3 separate regions of the Mus musculus genome follow, and regions 1 and 2 are each linked to region 3. A link is a loop called in an ENCODE intact Hi-C map of the cell type or tissue named here. Cell type or tissue: left cerebral cortex. All regions are shown on one strand.

Evidence for each region. A loop is a pair of places that touch in the nucleus more often than their neighbours do. Peaks named below come from ENCODE experiments on the same cell type or tissue, not always from the same donor. Only the 100,000 strongest peaks of a DNase experiment are listed, where the experiment ranks them.
Region 1: a loop joins it to region 3, with 3 times the contacts of the local background. A loop is called at or near these places in 2 of 42 quality-filtered maps.
Region 2: a loop joins it to region 3, with 15 times the contacts of the local background. A loop is called at or near these places in 3 of 42 quality-filtered maps.

What each region holds. Positions count from the first base shown.
Region 1 is chr5:45,143,471-45,145,970 of GRCm38, reverse strand. All of the region lies in intron 5 of D5Ertd615e (DNA segment, Chr 5, ERATO Doi 615, expressed), which reads left to right. Among named protein-coding and RNA genes, the nearest start is that of Gm46912, 18 kb to the left of the region's middle. In left cerebral cortex, a CTCF peak has its summit at 1,479; DNase peaks (open chromatin) are centred at 1,104 and 1,628; H3K27ac peaks cover 961 bases.
Region 2 is chr5:45,228,902-45,231,401 of GRCm38, reverse strand. The region is part of intron 4 of D5Ertd615e (DNA segment, Chr 5, ERATO Doi 615, expressed); the gene reads left to right. Among named protein-coding and RNA genes, the nearest start is that of Gm46912, 67 kb to the right of the region's middle. In left cerebral cortex, no CTCF peak of the experiment used is centred here; DNase peaks (open chromatin) are centred at 1,106 and 1,426; H3K27ac peaks cover 624 bases.
Region 3 is chr5:44,875,372-44,877,871 of GRCm38, reverse strand. No RefSeq gene overlaps it. Among named protein-coding and RNA genes, the nearest start is that of Gm36076, 49 kb to the left of the region's middle. In left cerebral cortex, no CTCF peak of the experiment used is centred here; DNase peaks (open chromatin) are centred at 139, 717 and 1,200; H3K27ac peaks cover 2,290 bases.

The DNA of each region.
Region 1 (2,500 bases), 270 kb before region 3:
TGAAATGTAAATAAAGAAAATACCTAATTTAAAAAAAAAGAAAAAGAAAGGAGCCACCTTAATTCCAGATCATATTTTTTTTCTCAGTAAGTTTTGAGGCTATATTATGATTATGTCTCACTAGTCATGGTGGTTGTATCTTTGATGTAAAGGAAAACGTTGCTATTATATAGTGATGCCTTTTAATTCTAAGAATGCTTTTGATCTTTATCTTTTCTCTGATATAAAGTCAGATTTCTTTCATTTACTTTTTTCCTGTTATATAGGTTCCTCCCTCCCTATCATTCTGTATTCTTTTATCTAATATATAATATTTTCCTAGAGCTCTACAAATTCTTATGTATCCCTTTCAATTGGTGAGCATGCATATTTATGTCTTATGTTATCGATTGATTTCATTTTTATGTTTTACTTGCTCAGTATTTTATTTTGTTCTGTTATTTAGTATAATTTTCCATAATTTATCTTAGTTTGAAATTGTCTTTTGTCCTAGTTTAGTGACTGAATCTCACTATGTAGCCCAGGCTAGCCCAAAGCTTATGATCCTCCTGCTGTAGCCTCCCAACTGCTAGGATTACAGGTATGCACTACCACTCCAGGGTGAGTTCCTTTATACTTGCCTGTTTTGCCTACAATTTGAACAAGCCTTTCTAGATTAAGACTTCAAATTAGCATTTCTACACTTACCCAAAATATTATAAGGCTACTAGAAACATCTTCTGAAAACATCTTCTGAAACTCTGTTCTGGTCTTTATTTCTATCTCATGTTTTACTTTTGATAATGTGTCTGAAATATTTCCATATATTTAATGATTTATACAAGTTATAAAACAGAATAATATATGGAACATTGTATGCCCACTTCCAAATGCATGGTTTAAGCTTTACTTACATATTCTACCCTCTTCCTTTCTCAGAGGGAAACACTTCTCTGAATTTTGCCTTATTTAATCACAATAAGCACAGAAACATTTTAAAAGATTTATTTCTATTTTTATTCTTGTATGTGTGTGTGTTCATGCCACATGTGATCAGGTTCCCAAAGAGAATCAGAAACTTTGGAGCTGGAGTTAGAGGTAGTTGTGAGACATCTGATATGGGCGCTAGGAACTGAACTAATTTCCTCTGGAAAAGAAGCTAGTGTTCTTAACCACTGAGCTATAACATTTATTTTTAATTAAGCTTGCTTAGAAACTTTTGTTAGGGTGTTAAAATGTTATAATCTCTCTTGGGATTTGCCTTGGTTTTTAAGCTTGACATTTTATTTCCAAGAATACATATTGTTCTATGCCACTGCATTTCTTCCTTGCTCACCACTATTTCATACAAATTTGAATGAGAAAACCATGACTGTATCTACCGTCCTCTTGAGGGACATTCCACCTTCCCATCTCTAACCCTTATCCATTATCTTGCTGATGGGTATTCCACTGCCCCATCCCTGCCTTTTCAGTTAGGAACAAAACTGCTACAAGCATTTCTGCCATCAGGGGAGCACACAGTGAGGAGTGAGAAATTGGGTGGTTGTTGAAAACTGTTTGGCATTGTGTTCCTCCTTCCCGGTTTAGATCTACCACTTGCTTACTATTCCATCTTGAGTTTTAGACTTCCCATATGGATGCCTTTCTCTTTCCTTGAATCATCTTCGGAGAGTTATTTTAATGACGATCGTCACACTTTCCCATCTCTGCTACAAAAATGTTGGCAGCCATCACCTTCCCCTGATTAAAATGTGAAAAATTCCACTTTGAGGGAAATTGGTAACTTTAAAGAAAGAACTCATAGATGATGATATTTGAGGTTATCTCTTTCAAAGGATTGGGTCTTTGCTGTTTGCCTTAACATGAGTTCTTCAAGACCCACAGTAAAGAACACTCAACATTTACTGTCTTAACCAAGAACATGTTCAGACATTCATTAGAAAGAGAGAAGTAAACCAAATATCAGAGAGGCATGTGATTCTGGAATATATGTGGAGGAGACTAAGAACATTTGCTTGGAACATGAGAAAAAAAAGCTAGGTTGTTAACACACAGCAAGACAGTAGAACAATTGCTGGGCAGAAGCAGGAGAATTGAGCCCTGGTATTATTTGTCCTATCCATTGGCCTTCCTTTTGGTCTCATCTTTGGCATCTGCCCTTAGTAGGAAGGATTGGCTTTGGGCTTGCCCATGTGACTTGCCTGGACAAGAGCATATGGGTCAAAGTGACAACTGCCACTTATAAGACAAGGTTTAAGAGGTTTTATATATCTGATTTGCCTCTTCAGCCTCTTTCACCATGTAGAGATGATATTCCCAAAAGCTGGATAGTCCTAGGAAAAGAATGAGTACAGACAAACCAGAGGAGATATCACAGTATTTTTAATTCCTGATGGTCAAGAGAGGAAGTGTGTGATGATTTAGTTGTAGTGTTTCTCAGTTTTAACATCAAATGTTTTTTAATCAAAATTGATATACAATAGAATTGGACCCAAAATTTGTGTGTGTGTGTGTTTGT
Region 2 (2,500 bases), 350 kb before region 3:
CAAGGCCATACTTCCTAATAGTGCCACTCCCTGGGCTGAGCACATAGAAATCATCCTAACCTCCTTGGCTGAGTGATGGCTTAGTGCTTTTCGTTTCTCAGGAAGTTATCCATCTAAAAACTGCCTTAGTTACTATGGTGATACTAGTTGCTTAGATGAAATGCTTGACAGGTAGCAACTTCCAGGGGGAAGGGCTTATTCTGGCTCACAGTTTAAGGGGGTACAACCTATCATGATGGGGAAGCATGAGGGTCATCTGGTCACATGCAATTCACAGTTGCCATTCACAGTCAGGAAGCAAGGAGTAAAGAGGCTAGTAAACCTCAGATCCCACCACTCAGTCCCTTCCTTCAGCACAGTTCCACTGCCTAAAGGTTCTATAACCTTCCAGACAGGGCTGCCCATTCATAGCGAGCAGGACATTCCATACTGAAATCACAACAAAGACAAATCAGATGAGGCCACATGATCAGAGAAATCCAGAAATAGGTAATTTGAAAATAATCACTTTGTTCACTTTAGGTATTTATTTATTTATTATTATTTTTTTAGACAGGGTCTCTCTACATAGAAGTGGATATCCTGAACCTCACTGTAGTAGACCAGGCTGGTTTTTGCCTTCATAGAAATTCTCCTGCCTCTGCCTCTTGAGTGCTGAGATTAAAGCATGTGCCACCATGCATGGCAAATGCCTATTTTTATTTTCTTTTTTCTTTTCTTTTTTTTTTTTTTTTTTTTTTTGTAGTTGCAGAGAATGAGTGGAAAAGTTATAAGGAAAATGAGACTTTTTTGATGTACTGTCTATAAAAGACAAGCTTTTTTTGCTTGCATAAATAAATCTGTGGTTTTAAGGAATGAGTGGACATATTAGCTGATGAAGGCAAGCTCCCTTATACCTTTCCTACATCATGCAGGCCATTGTAGGGGTCATGGTGAGCTCAGTGTAGATAAGAAGGCAAGGCAAGAAGTTTCTGGTGTCTGGAAGCTTAGAGTAGGAGAGATGAAGAGCCATGTGGCTTCTTGGGGTGCTAACAAAAACAGCAATGACAAAGTGATCTGGCATCCTCCTTAGCAAGGGGTGCAAGCTGCCTTTCTTGTTCAGTGTTTAACGTTTAATTGGAAGCTATTTTCTGCTCTCTATAAATCTTCTTGGCTGCCTCCCCAACTTCAGCAGGAATCTGCTACCTACAACTGCCTTGTGTCTGTGATAGTGTGGATATCAAATACAGAGGTTTTTTGTGGGAAGGCAGTGACCAGGAAGACAAGGATGCAGCCTTGGAAGTCAGAAACACAAGTGAGGCTGGCTTAGATATGGAAGAGGAAGGAACACTTTCTTCTCAAGAGCAAGTGGGCTATAGGGAGATAGAGCAGGGAAGTGACTTAGCATTTACCTCTCTCCTCCCATTTGGAAACACTCACAGACTTGACGGATTCCCAAGTGTTGAGAGTCTGGTTTATCAAGGAGCATTCTACCCCATACAGGTCTTGTAGATCTGCATGCAACTGTGATGGGAATTCCTTAGGTTTCAGTGTAAGAGAGACAGAAAGCATCCAAGTTATCCACCCTACAGCCCATGTTTCTGTTTCCCCAGAACGTAATGGTCATCACCAGATGCCTCATGTCTCAAAGGTCCCTTCACTTCCTGAATGAGGAATGCCAATCACGTAGGAGTGGGTTAGTTAAATAGAGGGTTGAGTTTTCGTGAACACACTGCTTCCCTTCAGCTGTTGTTGTCATTCTAAAAGGATCACACATCTGTTTTCTGATAGGCTTTACTGCCTAATGGGGCTGGGAGCAATGGTGTGATCAATTCTCTTATCCCACAGTCTCATTTTGGAGCAGACCCTGAGCTCTGACTTGGCTAAGGTCACACATCCAGTAATGATTGGCTTGGATTTAGCTTATAATAAATATCTTCTACAGTTTCCTATTATACTTGAACATGTGTATGTATATAGTAGCTCATTTGAAATTTTTATTTTTTATTTTTTAAAAGCAGTTTTTTTCCTACCTTACAGGTCCTCTGTGTATATACTATGACTTTTGGTTTGGGGTTTGTATGGGATTCCTGAATATGAACACACATGTGTCCCTGCATCTATTGTGTTCCTCGTGTCTTTTTTTCTGTTGGCTCTTATCTTGTTTGGCTGTTTCGTCCTGTTATGATTTGTTTGTTTTTGATTTATCTAATTTTATTATTATTTCTTATTTTCTATTTTGTAACCAGAGACAAAAAAGATCCAGATGAGGGGGCAGACAGGAAGAAACTAGGAGTAGGAGGGGAGAGGAGAAACCATAATCAAAATATATCATATGAAAAAATCTATTTTCAATAAAAGAAAGAAAAACATATGTATGTGCATTCACACATGTGCATTCAAATGTTTAAGTCCAGGTACCCATGGATGCCAGATCAGATACCCTGGAGTCGGAGTTAAAGGTGGTTGTGAGTCACTCCGTGTGGATGCTAGGAACCAAACTTGGATCCTCTACAGGGGT
Region 3 (2,500 bases):
TCTGCATTTGAGTCTGGATCTTTCATGCGTCCTTCTGTAGACCTGGGGGCAGGTGCTTTCAACTCTTCCTGGCCCAGCTCCCTACTGGGGTGAGAGCTTGTGTGAACATCAAAGGAAACAGAACCCTGTCAGTTGATAGATCTTCTATGACTCCAGAGAGCAGATTTATCTATATCCAGGAAGCTGGGTCCTGAGGTTCCCAACCCCTGAGGGATCTATGGCTCTCACAGGTTCCTGGCTATGCAGCACTGAGTAAGTCACATGACCTCTCTGTTATTTACTTCCTTCTTCCAAATGTCACAATTCGTTTATATAAGTAAGATCCATTCCAACTGTGGAGCAAAAACATGTATTTGTCATTGTATAATTACAGATTTACCAAAAATTCAGACCAAGAGCAGTTCCTAGTCTGTGGTGTTAGCAGCAGGCTATTTCTAATTTGTTAAGGAATTTCCATTTTCTCCTATCTTGACTGAGCCTCCTGTAAAGAAACTGAGCTGAGTCCAAGGGTCTTTTCCCTAAAAATCTCTCCTACAGATGTCTCTTTAGACTCACATGTCAGTCAGTTCCTGGAAGCAAAATCTCCCTTAAAGAATAGAAGTACTCTTTGAGATTTTTTTCAAGCCCAGGGAAGCTTTTGCTGCTTCCCTGCACTGGGTATTGCTGTTGCTAAGAGCTCTGCCCATCCTCTCCCAGGTTTCTTCCCATAGTAGGCGGTGATTTGGCTTCTCCTAGAAGCTGGCCTGGCTTCTAGATTCAGCAAGAGCCAGGCGCTCTGCAGAAATAGAGATGGTGATTCACAGCAGATTCCCCAAGAGGTTTCATCTTTCTTCAGAGAAGTAGGACTGAAGCCAGATCTTATGTAAGAAAACAGATCTGAGTATACAAAAATAATAGCTGTTAGAGAAGGTCATCTGTCCGGGTGGGGAAAAAAAAGTAGTATTAACTGGCACCAGAATTCATCGGGGGTGGGGGATGGGGAGGGCTGTCTTTAATTCGTTAAGAAATTCCTTCAGTTAGCAACATGGAGGAAAGCCCCAAGGTTGTGAATAAGTAGAGAGAAATGGAAGAGTGAAATTGTTGTCCATTCATACTGGAAAGAAAATTAGGGAGGTGCTAAATGGAGAAGAGGAAATTGAACCAGTAAGAAGTTGGCAGGTGCAATGAAGTACAATTTTCACAATTAATAGTGGCACCCATTCTAGGGAAGGATGTGCTGAGCCCTGTGTGAGGTTTTGGTGTCTAGGAGACTGTCACATCACCGTAATATAGAGAAGGATGACTTTTCTTCTTATTGTGTGGATGTTGACAGCACTTTTCACAAGATCACACCACCAGTGATAAGAATAGGTTCTGAAGAACAATCCAATACTAAATTGCATTGTATGAGAATGTGGTTTTACAGCCTAACAACTTCTACCTTCTCAAGAGCTTAGCAAATAGATTCTCCTCTCAGAAAGCATTGTCCAAAGATCTACTAGATTCAGAAGGACATTTAGTAAACAATCTGACATTGTTGTACATGATTTCTACAAACAAAACTGTACAAGTTGCCTGTTGGTTCTTGCTCCTGTTGTTAAAATCTGGACCAGAACTAGGCTTCAAGGTCTCTTGTTGTTAGTTCCAGTAGCAAGGCCAGTTGTTATAAAAATCATTTAATTCTTAGGTAATTTATGTAGCTGATGCTTTCTGAGGAAGAGTATATTCAAATCCAGGGCTTTGGATCTGAAGACATAAGTCAAGGACATACACAATCATGACTACTTCCCAGAATATTCCACTCTATACTTGTGATTCGCTTTGGAGATCTTTGATGTAAATAAACCACCCTGATTATTATGGAACCTAAAACTATGATACTATGGAACCCAAAACTTCCACCAAGAGGCACTTTTGGTTGGAAGCATCTTTCTTAGAAAGAAACGTGTCTTTATTAGACATGTGCAGGGACAGAGCCAGGGTCATTATTGTGAAGGATGTAGAGTTAAACAGATATACCACGGTGGGTGTTGAGTATGATATTTATTTTGCTGTTACTGTGGTGCACTCACAGGCAGAATTAAGAGATATTTGATAGCATTTTGAAGCTTCCTGAGATCACACAGGGAAAGTTGTGGAGGAACACCTAGCATAGAATCAGTAGAGCTTTAGCCATGCCATCTAAATACTGGAGGAGTCAATTTTCATATACCCTTCCATTCCTCCACCCATCCTACAATCTCTCCATCTGACTTCTCTGTTGATGATGTGTGATCTTAAATATTAAAACTGAGAATTAATGAGAAATATTACAGGTGGATGGGAATTGGACCAATAGTTCTTTCTCCATTGGAGAGATGCAAAGGGTGGTAGGCTGTTAAGAAGTATCAAGAGGAGAAGCAAGACAAGAGCTATCATTGGCAAGTATCTTCTGGGAAGCTATGGTTTTGCCTAATGTTCTTTGGTAAAACATACATAGATCCATAATAGGATCATAGTGGATTTTGCCAATGCAGGGTGT